Linked DNA regions of Homo sapiens: region 2 is linked to region 1. Evidence: chromatin loops called from intact Hi-C (ENCODE). Cell type or tissue: endothelial cell of umbilical vein. All regions are shown on one strand.

What was found. A loop is a pair of places that touch in the nucleus more often than their neighbours do. Peaks named below come from ENCODE experiments on the same cell type or tissue, not always from the same donor. Only the 100,000 strongest peaks of a DNase experiment are listed, where the experiment ranks them.
Region 2: a loop joins it to region 1, with 5 times the contacts of the local background. A loop is called at or near these places in 7 of 110 quality-filtered maps.

The regions. Positions count from the first base shown.
Region 1 is chr5:57,431,916-57,439,915 of GRCh38, forward strand. The region is part of intron 1 of RMEL3 (enriched in melanoma 3); the gene reads left to right. Among named protein-coding and RNA genes, the nearest start is that of RMEL3, 41 kb to the left of the region's middle. In endothelial cell of umbilical vein, no CTCF peak of the experiment used is centred here; DNase peaks (open chromatin) are centred at 2,436, 4,026, 4,836 and 6,476; H3K27ac peaks cover 6,228 bases.
Region 2 is chr5:57,484,368-57,492,367 of GRCh38, forward strand. The region is part of intron 1 of RMEL3 (enriched in melanoma 3); the gene reads left to right. Among named protein-coding and RNA genes, the nearest start is that of ACTBL2, 5.6 kb to the left of the region's middle. In endothelial cell of umbilical vein, no CTCF peak of the experiment used is centred here; a DNase peak (open chromatin) is centred at 4,144; H3K27ac peaks cover 2,461 bases.

The sequences.
Region 1 (8,000 bases):
GAATCAGCACTTTTTCCCTCTAGATTTTAATGGGACCTGACGTAATAGGAATGGGCCTCAGTAAATATTGCATATAATTATTTATTAGATTTGTAAATTCCTCCTACTGCTGAAGCCTCCAGGCATATGGACAAAGGTGGAATATCAGGCGGCAAATACATCCAGACTTAGCAAACACAATTGTGAGGTCATCCTATGAAGGCTCCAATAGAAACGTTGGCTATCCATGGGGCCAGAAGTAAACACTTTGTGGAGCAAAATGACCAGATTAGGAGGCGATGACCCTTTATTTGGGACTGGTCTGGACTGTTGTTGCCAGAGGGAGGAGGCCCTCTTAACTCTTTGTGTCAGTGGTGTGTGGGGCTTTGCAATACTGGCCATTGAGATCACAGTCCAGCTTACAGAGGGCTGACTCAATCACCCACAGACCGAGGGAATCACTTGAAGTACAGTTTTCTCCTTTCATGTGGAAGGAGCAGGAAGAAGTGATAGCAAACCATCTTCTTTGATTTTCTTGTCATATAGAAATAGCCATACTAATGAAGAGGTGCTTAACATGAACCATGAACCAGGCATATTTGGATATAAATCCAGATTCTGCTAGTTAATACCTAGATATTCTGAAGTAAATTACCTGCATTTATGAATTCTGCAGAGTTATTTTGAGAATAATATGCAAGTAATTTACACATAGTAGAGACTCAATAAGTGCATCTGATAGCTAGCTGAGGTATATCGTAGAGAAGAAGGTTAAATACAGAAGACTTACAGTCCTTTCTCTGTCCAGTGAAGCAAATGGGGCCTTATACCAAGCCTCACAATGCTACTGAATTTTGAATTTTGAAGGCACTTTTAAAAAAATTTGTTCAAAGCATCCCAACTCACCTAAAAAGGTAGGTTTATGAACCAAAGCATTCTCTATGGGAAGAATATCCTTTTGGCTCAATTGCTTCACTTTCCCTAATCTCCTTCACCTTCAATTTCAGATTCTTTATGGAATCCCAGAAATGAATGGTCTGGGAAGGTTGTCTAGAAATGTTTTATCTTTAGGAAGAACTGCAAGCAAACCATTCTTAAGGAGTTAAGAATACAGCCTAATACTTAACTGCCCAGTGAGGTACCTGGACACCGTAGTATGTCCCAGAGATTCACGCCACCCTGTGGTAGCTTTGCCATTCCATTCAGGGAATTATTCTTCATATATAACTTCAGTTCCTTATGGTTTAATTTAGGGCACTTAAAAAATGCTCTCATTTGGCATATATTCATTGAAAACCTTCTCTGTTCTTGACATTGCCAAAGCACTGAGACATATATTTGGTCCTTAACTGAATAGAAATATCACTGATATTCTATTAGAAATGAGGCCCTCCTTATATTTGAAGAAAACTCATTATTTCTTTTCAATCTTAACTATTCTCTACTTAAAATTTTAAGAATCAGTTCATACTTTTAGTCTTCACATCTAGGTATTTAGTCCTACCTGAACCCTATCTAATTTCTCCATCTTTCTCTTTCTCTTTTGTAGAAACAAAAACTACCAATTCTTTGAACTTAAAAACTTTTTATTTTTCTATGTTTGGCCACCAAAATGCTCCCATAAAGAGACCAGATTGTTTTGTATGGAAATGTATTATAAGACCAACATTTAAATGGAAAAAACCTGAATTAAGCAGCTATAATTCAGTTGGGAAATTCAAATGAACGCATAAAACACAACAGCTGAATTGAATTAGTCCCCTGATGGTCAATTCACTAGCCACAAAAAATATGAAATGAAAAATCACTTTTTCCAATAGTTTGAAACAAAACCTAAAACATTTTAAAGTCCCTAATCAGTAAGAAGAACTCTGATTTCCTTTACTTTCACGGAAGCCCCTGAAAGTAAGACTTTGAGAGAAATACTTACAAAAAAACTTTGCATCACCAGTCTTAAGGGTAGAGAGACTCACAACCCATCAGCTTGCTTTTAGGTAAATCCTTCCCCCCGACCCACCTTAAAGGTTTCAGATGGTAGACTTTAACACAACTTTGATGGAACTTTTTGATGATACAGAAGGCTTACAACATATGTTTCAAGTTTATGAAACCATTAACGATACAATTTTATTTGTTTCAATAGTACCACAAAAGAAGCAAAATACCCATTTGTGGAGACCTCTGTAATTTCTAAAGTATCTTTATCTCCCAACACACTGTATGATAGGTCAGGGAGGTATTATTTATTTTTTCTGTTAAGAAAATTAGAACTCAGAAGTTGAGGAGCTTGTCCTGAGTCACCCAAAGAAAATGGCAGAGCTGCGGTCACAATTAAATTTCCTGTGTCTCAAATCCATATTGATAGCCTATTGTACTCAAGTCTGTGAAATCCCTATTTTAATAGGTCCATGGGGACATTTGAGTCATTTCCCATAAAGATCAACCTTTACCTTTGGAATCGCTCTGGCCAACTTTTGTTTCATATGCATGTGTGGCTTATCACAATGTCTTGTGTTTCTATTGCTCCTTTCTCTGAGAAAATCCAGGCACATTCCAGACACTCAAGTCTAATCAGCTCTGACAGCAGAGAAGCAGGATTGGACTACGATGGGGGTCATTTGGCACTTGCCCAGTGACTGTGGTGTAACCCATTCATTCAGGTATTCCTGGAGTAAGAATGGCCTCAGTGACCCACCACCTCTGTATGCTAGGTACTTGGTTGGTGTTCCCTTCTCCTTAAAATCATACTCATGTAACCCCTGCTGCTTATCCCTTGCTGTTATTCCTTTTTTTTTGAGACGTGCCAAACTTCTCAAAAGAGTAGTGCATGCTTGCTATTGATAATTTCTCTTCTCTTATTCTCAATGTGTCATCCTGGTATTAGCTCTGACTTTCCCTCTAAATGATGCCCATATACTTTCTCAGGTTTCTTTCTCCTTAACCTAAATCTGGCTGCACTCTTGTTCTTGAAATTTTCTTCTCCATAACTGTCCTGATCTGGTTCTCTTCTTCTTCCTAGCTCTCCAGGTACCATTTTTTCTCTCTCGTTCTCTTTTTTTTTTGTTTCTTCTGGCTCCATTTTATTGTTTCCACTCCATAACAGTGTTCTTAACCCATAGTTCTTTAGGCTCTACTAACTTTTTCCTTTTAGCATATCGTTGCTTTTGTGGCTTCATCTCTGACATAAATTTTGAATGACTCCCAATCCACAGCTCAAACTATGTTCTCTTTTCTCAGCTTCAGCCTCAAATTTGCAGATGTCTACCCGACAGCTCCACTTTGATGCCCAGTTGCCACCTCAAACTTATGTCTAAATGGATTTCTCCTGGTCCCTCTCAGACTTCTTCATTTCTGTTGGTGGCATCATTCTTCCACTTACTCAAGGTCATTGTTTATAATTATTTTTTCATCCTTTTTCTTTTCCCAAATACAACACTGACTTTTCCCCTCTCGCATTACATTTCATCCTTCTATTCCTAATGCCATCATTATAGTCTGGACCATGCCTATTGCAATGAGTTAAGTGTCTTCGATTTCTACGGACTATAACACCACCCTACATGTTGTGCCACCCAAGTAGTTACCTTTTGTCCTCATTTGATATAATTTATGTCTACACTTTGGGCTGTGGCTTCTCTGCCATATTCTGTTCTATGCACTTCTTCCAACTTAAAGATGAGAGATTTATAGTATAACTCAAATAAAATCAAGCTTGTTCTCCCATGGAAACCATAGACTCCCATAAATTTTAATGGGATCTTAGCTCTCTGATGTTCTTTCCTATTTGGAGTAGAACATGTGGCAAGGAAAACAAAATCATTTCTTAGTCTTATCTTTCTGTAATGTGGTTTCTCTGGGCTGGTTCCTCTGAAAGAACTGGCTTCTACAGTGAGGTCTGATGAATGCTATGTCCTGGGCTGTGGTCACTTTGTATTTGACATGAATGTATGCACTTCTCAGCCTCCCAGGCACGGTTTACAACATTCTTTATTGTTTTTCCCATCTGGAGAGAGATAAGGTATAATACTTCTTATTGATTTTGGAAGCATTTCTATAATGCAAACAACACCTATCTGAGAAACCTTGTACTAATCACAGAAAAATGTGATCATGTGGGTCGAGGAGTGCAAGAATTTCCATAGCTGTAGGTCTGTGGGAGTATTTCCTTCTTATGATTCAGACCTTGGTTCAAAACAGTTCTCTCAATGGAAAAGGTACAGCACAAAAGCAGGATATTGGAATTATTTCTGCATTCATTCTGGTTGTACCTTAAAGTTGGAAAAACCCTTCCTTGCTCCATTTCCCTGTTGGTGAATTATGCCCTAGATTTCCTTGTTCACTGAGGAACTTACTGAAACTTCTAGCCCAATAGCCTTAAGGGGACTCTGAAGCGAGGGAGTTCACATGGCACCGCCAGGCACACTGATTGCTAGTGACAGAACCTAGACAGAACCCTCTATATCCTGCCTTTGGGTCTAGTGATCTCCTCATCGTGGAGTGGAGAGATTTTAGTGAAACACAGTGGACCCATCTTCAAATTTGAGAGGTCTAGGGAAAGAGTTCAAATGGAAGCCTATGTACCCTATGTCTAAATATTGAAATTTGTAAGTCAGGCTGAAAGATGTTAAATAAACTATAAACATATCTTAGTAATAAACTGGAAAGTCTGATTAAAATTGTGACTTCTCAAAATCTCTATGGAGTACTACAATGGTGTAGTGTGGGAGAATGCATCTCCGACCTGACCCATTCATTTCCCTTCTTGGAATCAACTCCAATCAATACCTGAATGGGCCTTGTGTGCCCACATTCCAGTTCTATCCACTCCTCCTCCAAACAGCTGCCTCTTGGGGTTAAGTGGCATACACCAGCTGTGCAGTTTATTCTTAAGAGGTCACATCTGGGAGGAAGCCCACATAAGACCTGGAAGCAGGCTTGGGATGTTTGGGCAAGAAACTCCAGAGTCTTCAGGACCCAGAGAGTGGTATCAAAGGGGGATGTGATTCACCTTGGCTGTGCAGGCTCCTTGACTGATATAAACTGGTCATAGGCACAGTTGGGTATCTAAGGCAGGACCCCTCTTACCTGGGTCTTAGGACAGCACTGAAATATATCAAAGGTACATTGAGAATACTGTTCCTTTGTAGCTTTGATACATTTGTAGAACACTATTGTTAGGTCTTTCCACTCTGACTTCCCATCATCTTTCAGGGCTGGCTCTCACCTGCTGTAGAAAACACACAAACCCCACTGATGAGCCTCCAATGTAGGTGGAACGAGTCCAACCAATCTATTTCCTCTATGTTACCGACCTGAAATGACTCCCTCCTGTATTTCCTTGTGTTAAATTTTGCCCTCATCTCACTGCTAGAAGTCCAGGTAGCCCCTAGTACAAATTCACCCTTTGGAAAAGCTGTGATTTAGTGCCAGGTCTAGGAGATGCTGTGTAGCAGGTGGATGGGGAGCCTTAGGCCTCCTTTCGATTCTCCCTCTTGACTCCCAAAAGTTTCTTCTTCTCAATTGTCAGATGCCTATTCTCTCATGTCTCATCTGCCACCTTTACCCCCCACCACCCTTATGCATTCTGTACTTTGAAAATACCTCATCTCCCCCAGTCTTTTTTGTGCCATTTTCTTAAGCCATCAAAAGTCTCTTCCCTTCAGAGAAGCTGTGTGAAGTGTATAAATTTTTTTTTGCTACATTAATCCATTAGAAAAACTTGTAAGGTAAGAAAGTTCATCTTGAAGCCACCAGGCTGTCTTTTCCCACCCTTGTGTTGTCCCCATTGTGCTGTTTCCATTTTCTCTTTTCTATCAAATCAAAACCAGCTCTCAGGAAAGAATACTCATAGGTAATTTGTGGTATCTTGGAAGTGGCATAAATGACTTGGTCTTCCAAAAGAAATGTTGCTGGTGGGGGCTGGGGGGAGCAAGTATTCTGGGTCACTTGAAAAGGCCGTAGAAGTCATAATATGTTGGGTGCCTGAATGCTCAGCCTCTGTATCTGCCATTCAAAGGGCCCTGCAAAGCAAGGCCTGTTATAATCCAGGTGTGTGTCTATATGCACCGAGGGTCACATTGTAGAAAAAAAGTGCAAAGACAACAATTTATTCCTAGTTTTTGCAAATCAGGATTGTCTTCTCCTTAGGGCAGGAAAATGAACTGGAGGAAGGAGAATAAACACAATGCTGAAGAGCCTGTTTATGGGGGTTCAAGCATTTCTGTTTCCTTCCTTGCTTTGCACCTCCTCACTCTCTTAACACTCAGATTTCTGGAATGGACCCAGGATGCAAATGTAGCTATAGGATTTGGATGCAATTCCTCTATGTTCTCTGCCATACCTCCTTTCAAAATGAGTCAAGAAGAGAGAAAACATAAAGATCATCTTCTCTTTTTAATATAAACAATCTGTGGCTGCAGGAAAAGGGGTTGAAACACGAGGGATAGATATTACTCAGGGTGACAGTCGGCCTTCTGCAGAATGACCTTTACTGACTGTTTATCCTGACTGTTGGAGAGGAAGGCCAGGAAATGCTTTCAAAACGTGGACACATCAGTAACCAGGATATATATATGTTCAGTGACTGTTCCTCTTCTACCAACTGAAATGATACGCAGTTTTATTTCTATTTTTACAAAATAATTGAAGCGAGTTCGTTGCTTTCTCCAGGGAAGTAACTGAGACATAATTTCAAGTATTAATACAACAGAAGTCTTAAAGGTATACGTGGCACATGATGCTTGAACTTTTACAAAATACTTTTCCTTAGAGGAAACTTTGGAGGCTGAATGATGTTATGGATAGAGTTCAAGTTTTGAAGTTAGATCTGTTTTAAATCTGTTTCCCTGTATGAAGAATGGTGTTGCTTATTCTCTTCGATCCCATTTCTTTCTGTATAAATGTAGTAACAACATTTAAATCTTTCTTGATTGCTACAAGGGTCAAATGAGAAAATCTATGTGAAGTGTCTGGCGGGGAGTTGATGCTCAATGAAATTTAGTTTCCTTCTATGGCCAGAGACTGCTTGTTGCCTAACCAATATCCATATCCCCTTTTCATTTAGTACAGACCCTGATTTCATTCTGATGGCTGTATGCTCAGTAATGAGGCCATATGTCCCAGCTTCCTTTGCTGCTAGAAGTGGTCATGTGATGTAGTTCTAATTAATAAAATGTATACAGTTGTTGGGTAAGGTTCTGGGAAAGTGCTGTAAAGGGGAGGACATCAGCTAATCCAGACTTTTTCTATTCCTTAACTCCTTCTCCCTATTTCTCCTGGAAAGCAGACATAATGGTTGGAGTTGCTGCAGCCATTTTGGATCATAAGGCAACTTTGAGGGTGCAGCCATGCGCTATTAATCAGAATTGTAGAGAAAGATAGGTATCTGGATCCCTAATGACACTGTAGAGCTATAGCTGCCTAGGACTGCCTACCTCTGGACATTTTAAAAATATGTGTGAGCTGAAGAAATTTTTATCTTGTTGAAACATCTCTCATTTCTAGCATCTGTTATTAAGCAATGGAATACAATTCCTAACTAATATGCCTTTCTCTTATACTTATTTGCTCTTATTTAATCCTCACGTTTATCCTGTGAGTTAGTTTAGTTTTCCCTATTTTATAAATAAAAAACCTGAAGTGAAGAGGGTTAAGTATTTTGCTCCACATCACTCAGCTATTCTGGGTTACCACTGATTTTTAACTTTATTATCATTGCTCTTTCTACCATAAAGGGTAATCTGTTGAGTTTTCCCAAGACCCTTTTACCCTAGGTCTTGCAGCCAGTGTGGCATGATGGTTAGGAGGCCAAACTCTGGAGCCAAACTACCCAAATTTGAATCCTGGTGCTACCAGTTACTGCTGAGAGATTTATGTGCAAATTGCTTGACCTCTTTGAGCCCCAATTTCCTCCTCTATAAAATCGAGATAGCAACACCTCATAGAGTTGGTATCATCCTGAAATGAGTCAGTGTATCTAAAATGCTTAGAACAGTGCCTGGTATATAGAGAGCTATTAAGTG
Region 2 (8,000 bases), 52 kb after region 1:
CACAAGATCCATGGTTTTGCTTTAGGGCTCACCAAAACAGTCCTTTCCTTTAATCTTTTCTGTAACTGCAAAATTCCTTCTTCAACAGTGTTAAAAACCTTCACACTGAATGGTTTTATGAACTTCCTTGTTATGTAGTACAACCAAGCTTTTGATTAAAACAACATTTTATTGCTATAGGATGGTGCTTCTGGGAATTTTTTAAAATCCCATAACAAACTACATGCACATTTTACAAAATGGAAAAAATGAAATACACATTGTATTTAGCACAAGTCCCCATTTATGAATGCTCCGGTCTGGAATATAAAACAAAGCCAAGTTGGTGGAAATGTTAGTGGAGGAGCCCACATAGTACCAAGTGCAGCCTTAGATCCTACACTTACTAGAGTGCTGTCCTTAGAATCACCTTCAACTAAGGGATATTTGGTACTGAGTCCACACAGCATAACTGATGCCTTGAGAGTGTGGCTGATGTGTGATTTTGCTAGAGACTGTCTAGCCTGCTTTAATTCCGGTGTCCCAGGAGCAAATTTCATCAGTTATGTATTCTTAAAATAAGCTTATGCTCTTCTAATTAACTCTCAATAATGCAAGAGGTGCTTATCACAATTCAACAGCCATTAAAAATGTCATCTGTTGAGTTGGTTAAATTTTTAAAAAGTAGTAAGAATTTGTGTTGAGTAAAACATAGAAAGATGGGTTTACAAATACTGGGCTCTGGAAGCTGTGAGTAGGGAGTACTGTTCTTGGAGGTAACAGACTTTGTAACTGACCAGAATTTACAAATGTTTAATTAATTACCTAAACCTTTAGGGCCCTTCAAGGTTCACTCATGGAAGCCCAGAATATTCTTTTTCTTTTACATTTTGCCTAGTTTGACTATCATGCAGATACACGAAACTAGAGTGAGGTTTAAGTATGGGCATTAAATATGAAGACAACTGGTGGAAGCTACCGTGTCTCCTTGCCTTGTCTTTGTCAACCTTAGACTTTTCAAGCAATCCGCAAACATTTATTAAACATCTCCTATGTTCTGGGCACTGGTGATATATCAATGAATAAAACACAGCCCTATTTTTAAAGAGTTCACTGTCTTGTGGGTGAAAGTCACCTTACCCCAGGCCGACAGGTGGCCGTTTGGCACTGGTATGATACAGCCGGCTTATGTTCTGATAGGGCTCTGCCAGCGCTGTTCCAGTTGTTAAAGATCTTGAATGTCACTCCCAAATACACAGATAACAGGTATACAACACGGGAGATGAGAGAAGGAGCTCAGGGAGACATAGAGGTGGAATGAGGGGCCCCTGAACCTGAGGTCAGGGCAAAGAGAAGGAGAGGCCAAAGGAGATGACCCCTGGGCTGAGTCTCAGAGGATGGGCAGGAGGCTGTCACTGGCCAGTGGAGGTAATATTGCAGGCATGAGCATCACAGCTTGGATGAAACCAGAGAATCAATTATGTGTTTGGAACTAGGAGGCTGCCAGCAGCCAACGGAGGCAGTATTACAGCAGCACCAACAACTTGGATGAAATCAGAGAATCAACTATGTATTTGGAACTAGGTCTCTACACAGAATCAGCAAGAGTTTAGAGGCTTACAACAAGAGTCTGAATCTTCACAGGCATGTGGAAGGAAGAGGAACTCCAGAATTGGGTGTTGCTTTCTCTCCGTAGTACATGAGATCTAAGAAGAGGCTCTTACCCATGGGTCATGGAGGCCCTGTCTTAGTGATCATCTCCTGTCTAGGCTCTCATCTGTTTAACTGAACTGCTGAGATTATGCATTTTAATGAGGCCTCGTTCAGCCTCCCCCCTAGGGATGCAATTTAGTACATGGAGGTCAGCTGCCTGCCTCTCTGTCTTCACTTGGTTCCTTCCTTGTGTACCACACCCTCTTTCCTTCTATCCTTGGCTGATTTTGCACACGTCTACCTCTCTAGTGTGGTGATGCTCTGAGAATCTCTTTCAACTGTACTCTGCTCTTAGTGGAGATTTGTAATGTGTTTCAGAAATAGATACATGAATGTTGTAAGCAGTGTGATTTGTTTTCATTATATACTCATCTGTTCATTCATAGCTAGATATAGCTGACCACTTCTTAAAAGTTAAAAAGCTTATTTATTTTGTGGTTAAATACTGCCTAAGGTTTATATTTCATATTGATGAAATGGCTTAAACATGGTATCTTACGATACCAAATAATCTCTCTGGAGATTATTTGCAGTTTGTAAGATACCATGTTTATCTCTCTGGAAAAGAGAGATAAAATGGTAAAGATAATTACCGTTACTTCTCTCTGGAGAAGTCTCAACATATGGCTTTAATATTTCTTACAAATAGTAAATCCACCAATAATAATTACTGATAGAGCTTATTGTGATTTTCTGTTTGTTTGAATATATAGAACTATGTAAAAAATGGCATGAAAAATCAGAAATACAACAAACACTTCCTCAAGTAAAACCTGACTCACCTATTTCCTGAGGCAGGCATGGGCAGAAAGGAGGAAAAAGTGGCTTTGGTGAGGTACGTCTTGACCAGTTCCAGGATGCATTTGGAAGGAAAATATTAGCATAAGAATCTTTTCATTGGTGCAGTTGACCACAGCTCCCAGCCCCTATCTGGTGTGAGCCCACTGTCTGTGAACAAAACCAGCTTTCACTCCACAGGGCAATAGCGCTCCCCCCGATGGATAAAGGGCCTAACGTAGATTTTATGGCACTTCTTCCTAACTAACTTTTAAAATATGCCATAGATCAGCTTTTGGCTATTTCAATTGACCTGTAAACAAAGTTGTTAAGAGGAAGAACAGATTCCTGTGTGTGGTGGATGAACCTTTGGAAATGCCTTGATTCTAAGGAAAGGGGAGAAGAAACAGTTGTAAAATCGGAAGCATCAATATTCACAGTTCAGCCGTTACTGATGGGAACCATATATCATCCAACACAGATAAGCATCATGTTGTGTTCTGATCCTGAAAGGTGAAGGGGATAACAATAAAAATAGTGATTACGGATCATGTAGTATGTGCCAGTCTCTACGCTAAATCCCTTACACATATCATTTCTTTAGTCTTCATGACAACCCTATGAGGTACCTAGGATTATCATCCCCATTTTAGAAGGAATAAACTGAAGCTTGAAGAGGAAACTGACCAAGGCTATATAGAGCCACCACGGTAGTGTCGGGATTTAGAACCCAAGACCAAGCCCTGAGCCCAATCTCTGCCCAACGATGAGCTAAAAGAAAGGGCACAGGGTACCTGGCTGGCTCCTAGTAAGAGCGGCAGCCAACAAGGACCGTCCCTGTGAAGTCTTTGTATTCCCTGTTGGGAAACAACATCTGAAGTTATCCAAATGCCATCTCAGAGTGAAAATCAGGCTGAATATTGGAATCAAGAGAAGAAAATCAAATAAAAATCTAGAGAACCGTAGCAGGTCCTTCCATGTTATTAATATTAATATCAGGATATCTTACTCTCAAAATGGAGAAAACAAAATGACGAGTTAATGCCTGAACTGAGAAAGAAAGACATTTACAAGTAAAGAGGCAAATCTTCTATTATCTAAAATAAGAAAATAATATGAGAGTGATTTCAGGAGAGGATAGTAGGATAGGCAAGGGGACTATTAAAAAGCAAAAACTAGATCAAGAAGACAGATGCATCCTTTGGATATCAGCCAAGAGAGAATTGCGGCCTGCCAGGTGTCAGCTTTCAGACCCCAAATGGCATTGTCTTCAAACCCCTGGATTTGACCATGACATGCCAAGGTGTGAATAGTAGAAAGTGGAGAAGGGGGCTCTGCTTTAGGAAGTGGGGTGAGCCTGGAGTAATTGAGCAAATCTGATGTCTCTAAAGCAGGCCAAGAGGGGAAGCCAATCCAGATGGACAGGAACCACCAGATTATAGAGGTGAAGGAAGCAAAAGTAGAGAACAGGAAATCAGGTCAAAAGAAAGGCCCTGATGATCAGACCACCGTAAAGAGTATGTCTTGGAGTCGAGAAAAATTCATTTGGGAGCCGAGATAATTCACATTGCATGAGTGACCCAGGGCCTGCAAGGCTTTGAAGGGAAGATCTCACAGAGAGTTGGAGAGGAAATGACTCAATGCAGCTGTGACCTGATACAGACCAGGGCCAGAGAACACAGGTCCTGAAAGGCTAATTTAAATCAATCCAGACTGTCATAAAAGCACAAAGAACAAAAAATGCTTTGCAGTTACTAAGTAATGGTCAGTGTTTATTCTTCATTCCGGTGACAGCTTTGTGTCTGACTTTGTGACAGCTTAGGTATCATGCCGGATTTCCTGCACATTTTCGTGAAGACCATCTAGAAGCCCATGCCTGCTTATAACTGGCGAGATGGGATTATGGCTTGTCAAGCAGCAGAACACACCCAGTGTCTCCTCTCCTACAGAGCGTCTGCTGCTATGGACATGTGCTGCCCTGGGAAAAGTCCACTGAAGGTGGATGATGCAGATGAAAAGGCTACTTCACTTTTGGAAGCTGCCTAATTCACTTCCAGGAGCAAACTTTTTGATCGGTAGGATATGACTCAGTGTAAGTTTTTTTTTCTTTTTTCTTTTTTCTTTTTTTGCCAAGGGAAACAGGGTTTTTGGGGATCTTAGGAGACACAGGTAAGAAATTATTTCAGGTATCTCGAATTAGTAAGGCTTCCTGAGGATATTTTTATTCTACTTTTGCTGACATCAAGGAAGCACTTTATCTCTTTTCAGAGCAAAAATGAAGGGGTAGGAAGGCCCTGTGAGGTGCAGTTCAGGGGAGGAGGGGAACAGAATTTATAAAAGAAATAGGAATCCTAGATGAAAGCAAGGACAACAGACTATTAGGACTTAAAACCTGCTTAATGATGGTTTCCCTTCCTTTAGTTGCCATGTCACCAAGTCCAGGAAAAATAGCACTGAAGAAACTGCAGAAAAGACAATACTAGTATAATATTTGGTCTTAAGGTATCTAAATGCCATCTCAGAGCAGAAACCAGGTGGAATCTTGAAGTCCAAAGAAAAAAACCAAATAAACTTCTAGAGAACCACAGCAGGTTCTTCCATGTTATTAATACTAATATCAGGATATCTTCCCCTTAAGATGGAGAAAAAGATATGCTCAGTTGATGATGCCTGGATGAGAAAGAAAGCCATTCTTTCTGGATTGCTTATTCAGTCCAGATCACAGCTTAGTGCAGAGTACACAGACTGGGATCCTCAGCATGACTATGTTGGCCCACACAACGTCCTACAAACATTTTCAAATTTTTAGTTTTTAATATTTGTAAAATAAGTATATTTTTGAATTCCCACTTCTCTTATTAAAAAAAAATAGAAAGATCAAGCAACACTGAGACCTTATTCCCAAACTAAGCTGAATAGCAGCTACTCCCCTTAGAAGAGGTGCGGATTCTCCATTTCCCCTTGGCCTCCATGTTCCTGTAGCATGGCTCCTATCCAAGAAGGACCACTAATGGAGGCAAGTGAATTCATGTGCAGTAAGCATGCATTTGAGGGTGGAGCATGCATTTCATGTGGAGAAAAGGACAAGTGGGAAGCCGGTGTTCTATGGTCCTTTTTCTTTTGGGGATGGATTGGTATTGGTATCTACAAGAACAGAATATAAAATACTATGTGGCTACATTTCTTTAATCATATGAAAAATGCCGAAATGTAACACTTAGTCTTGTTGATGGAAAGAGTCAGACTGTGTAAAATATTTGAAGAGATTTACTCTTAGCCAAATATGAGTGACCGAAGGCCTGTGACACAGCCCTCAGGAGATCCTGAGAACATGTTCCCAAAGTGGTCAGGGTACAGCTTAGCTTTATACATATTAAGGAGACATGAGACATCAATCAAATAAATGTAAGATGTACATTGGCTCAGTTCAGAAAGGCAGGACAACTGGAAGCGGGGCCTTTCAGGTCATGGGTAGATTCAAAGATTTTCTGGTTGGCAATTGGCTGAAAGAGCTAAGTTATGGTCAAACACTTAGGAATGTCTGGGTTCAGATAAGGGGTTGTGGAGACCAAGGTTTTTTCATGCAGGTGAAGCCAGCAGGTAGCGGGCTTCAGAGGGAATAGATTGTAAATGTTTCTTATCAGACTTTAAGTCTGTTCTATCAGTATTTCCAAAAGGGAAGAGGGTAGAATGAGGCATGTCCGACTCTCCTTCCTATAATGGCCTGAACTAGTTTTTCAGTTTAGCTTTGGGATGCCCTTGCTGAAAGAAGGGGTCCTTTCAGATGGTTGGGGGGTCTAGAATTTTATTTTTGGTGAGCAGTCTTCAGAATTTTATTTTTGGCTTGCAGTCTTTAGGAATTAAAAAGGAATACAATTCAGAAGATTGCAGGGCAGGAAGAGAGGTTCTGTCCCTCTTTGTTTTACTGAGGATGAGATATGGTGGAATGCATTTATGTGACAAAAGGAAGAATTTTAACTAACAATTAGAATAAAATTGCTGAGAATATAATAAAATAAAACTGTTTTCTGGTTAGTTGTTTTGTTGCCACTTTGGAGAGAAAACTCAGAGGTCTGGCTCCTAGCATTTGTTTCTGTTTCTGTCTCTGGTAGAATGGGGTGAAAGAGACTGGAACAGGTTTTTAAATGATGTTATCACTTCTGGGGACTTTGTCTAAATTTTATTTCTTTTATTTTTTAGCAGGAGGGCTATCTTTATGAAAGAAATAGAAGCATTTTGACTTCTTCAGATCATTTTCCTCTGAAACTGGGTTCTTTGAAGCAGGGCACCCAAAGATGCCATAATATAAGAATTTGCCAAAGGAAAGCCTTGCTCGAAGCATTCAGGGCAAGCCCTCTTTCTTTTCACATCCAGTTACAAATGGCATCTGGGTCAAACTAGTAGAGTATCATAAATAGACTTTAGGACTAAACTTAAAGAGGAAGAATTCTTTTGTTGATATCCCTGGTTGAGATTAATGATATTTTCGGTTCCAACCAGAAAGGAAAAAAAGGGTTACAGGTTAGATAAAAGGCTAATTGGAAATATTGTATAGAACATAAAAAAATGCAAAATAATTTAGGAATATTTACCCAAGGGTAAGATTGCCATAAAAAGCAGAGTGAATGGGGAGAGATATGAGGCAGTTTCATTTATTTTATGAAATTCATATATTCATTTATGGAAATAAGAGATTAGAGTATGAGTCACATAAGAACATGTCACTCCCTGTTTGAAAGCTTTTGATGACTTTCCATTAGCTGTTGAACAAAGTAAACTTCTTGGTATAGACTTTAAGGCCCTCTATTATCTGGCTCCGACCTACTTCCCCAGGCTGATATTTTAGTATCCTTTCTCCTCCCCTGCTCGTGAACCTTATGCTCCAGTCTTTGGAACTAATTGCTACTCCTAGAGAGCCCGTCACTCAGAATTGCTGACACTGCTTACTCCACTGGAAATGTCCTTCCCACCTTCTCTATCCTTTGACATTTAATCCATCTTTGAGAGCCCATCTTAGATTCTCACCAGTTTCCCCAGGAGGAGTGAATCTGATGCATCTCTAAAGTCCCGTAGCTTATATCGCTATTGTAGTTCTTTTCTCTTTTTGTTTTATATTACTTATGTATGTGGTTTTCTCCTTCACTATACTCTCTGTATCATCTTCACATTCTATTTCTAACAGTGTCTAGAACATGGATTTCCAACTCTAGTTGTTTACTCATTGACTATTGTACTTCCCATATTTATTTTTAAACTGAAGATTGATTGGGTTATGTTAACATTTCAACATGTTATAGATTTAATTTCTAGCTTAACATAGCTAAACCAAATTTATTAGTTTCTCCCAAGTGCTCTGTTTATATAAATGTTCTCAATATTTTGAAAAATCACTTAATTTTCTAATTTGAGAATTACATTTGACTCAACCATTTAATTAAATTAATTAATTAATTAATTAATTGAGACAGAGTCTCACTCTGTGCACAGGTTGGAGTGCAGTGGCACAATCTAAGCTTACGGCAACCTCTGCT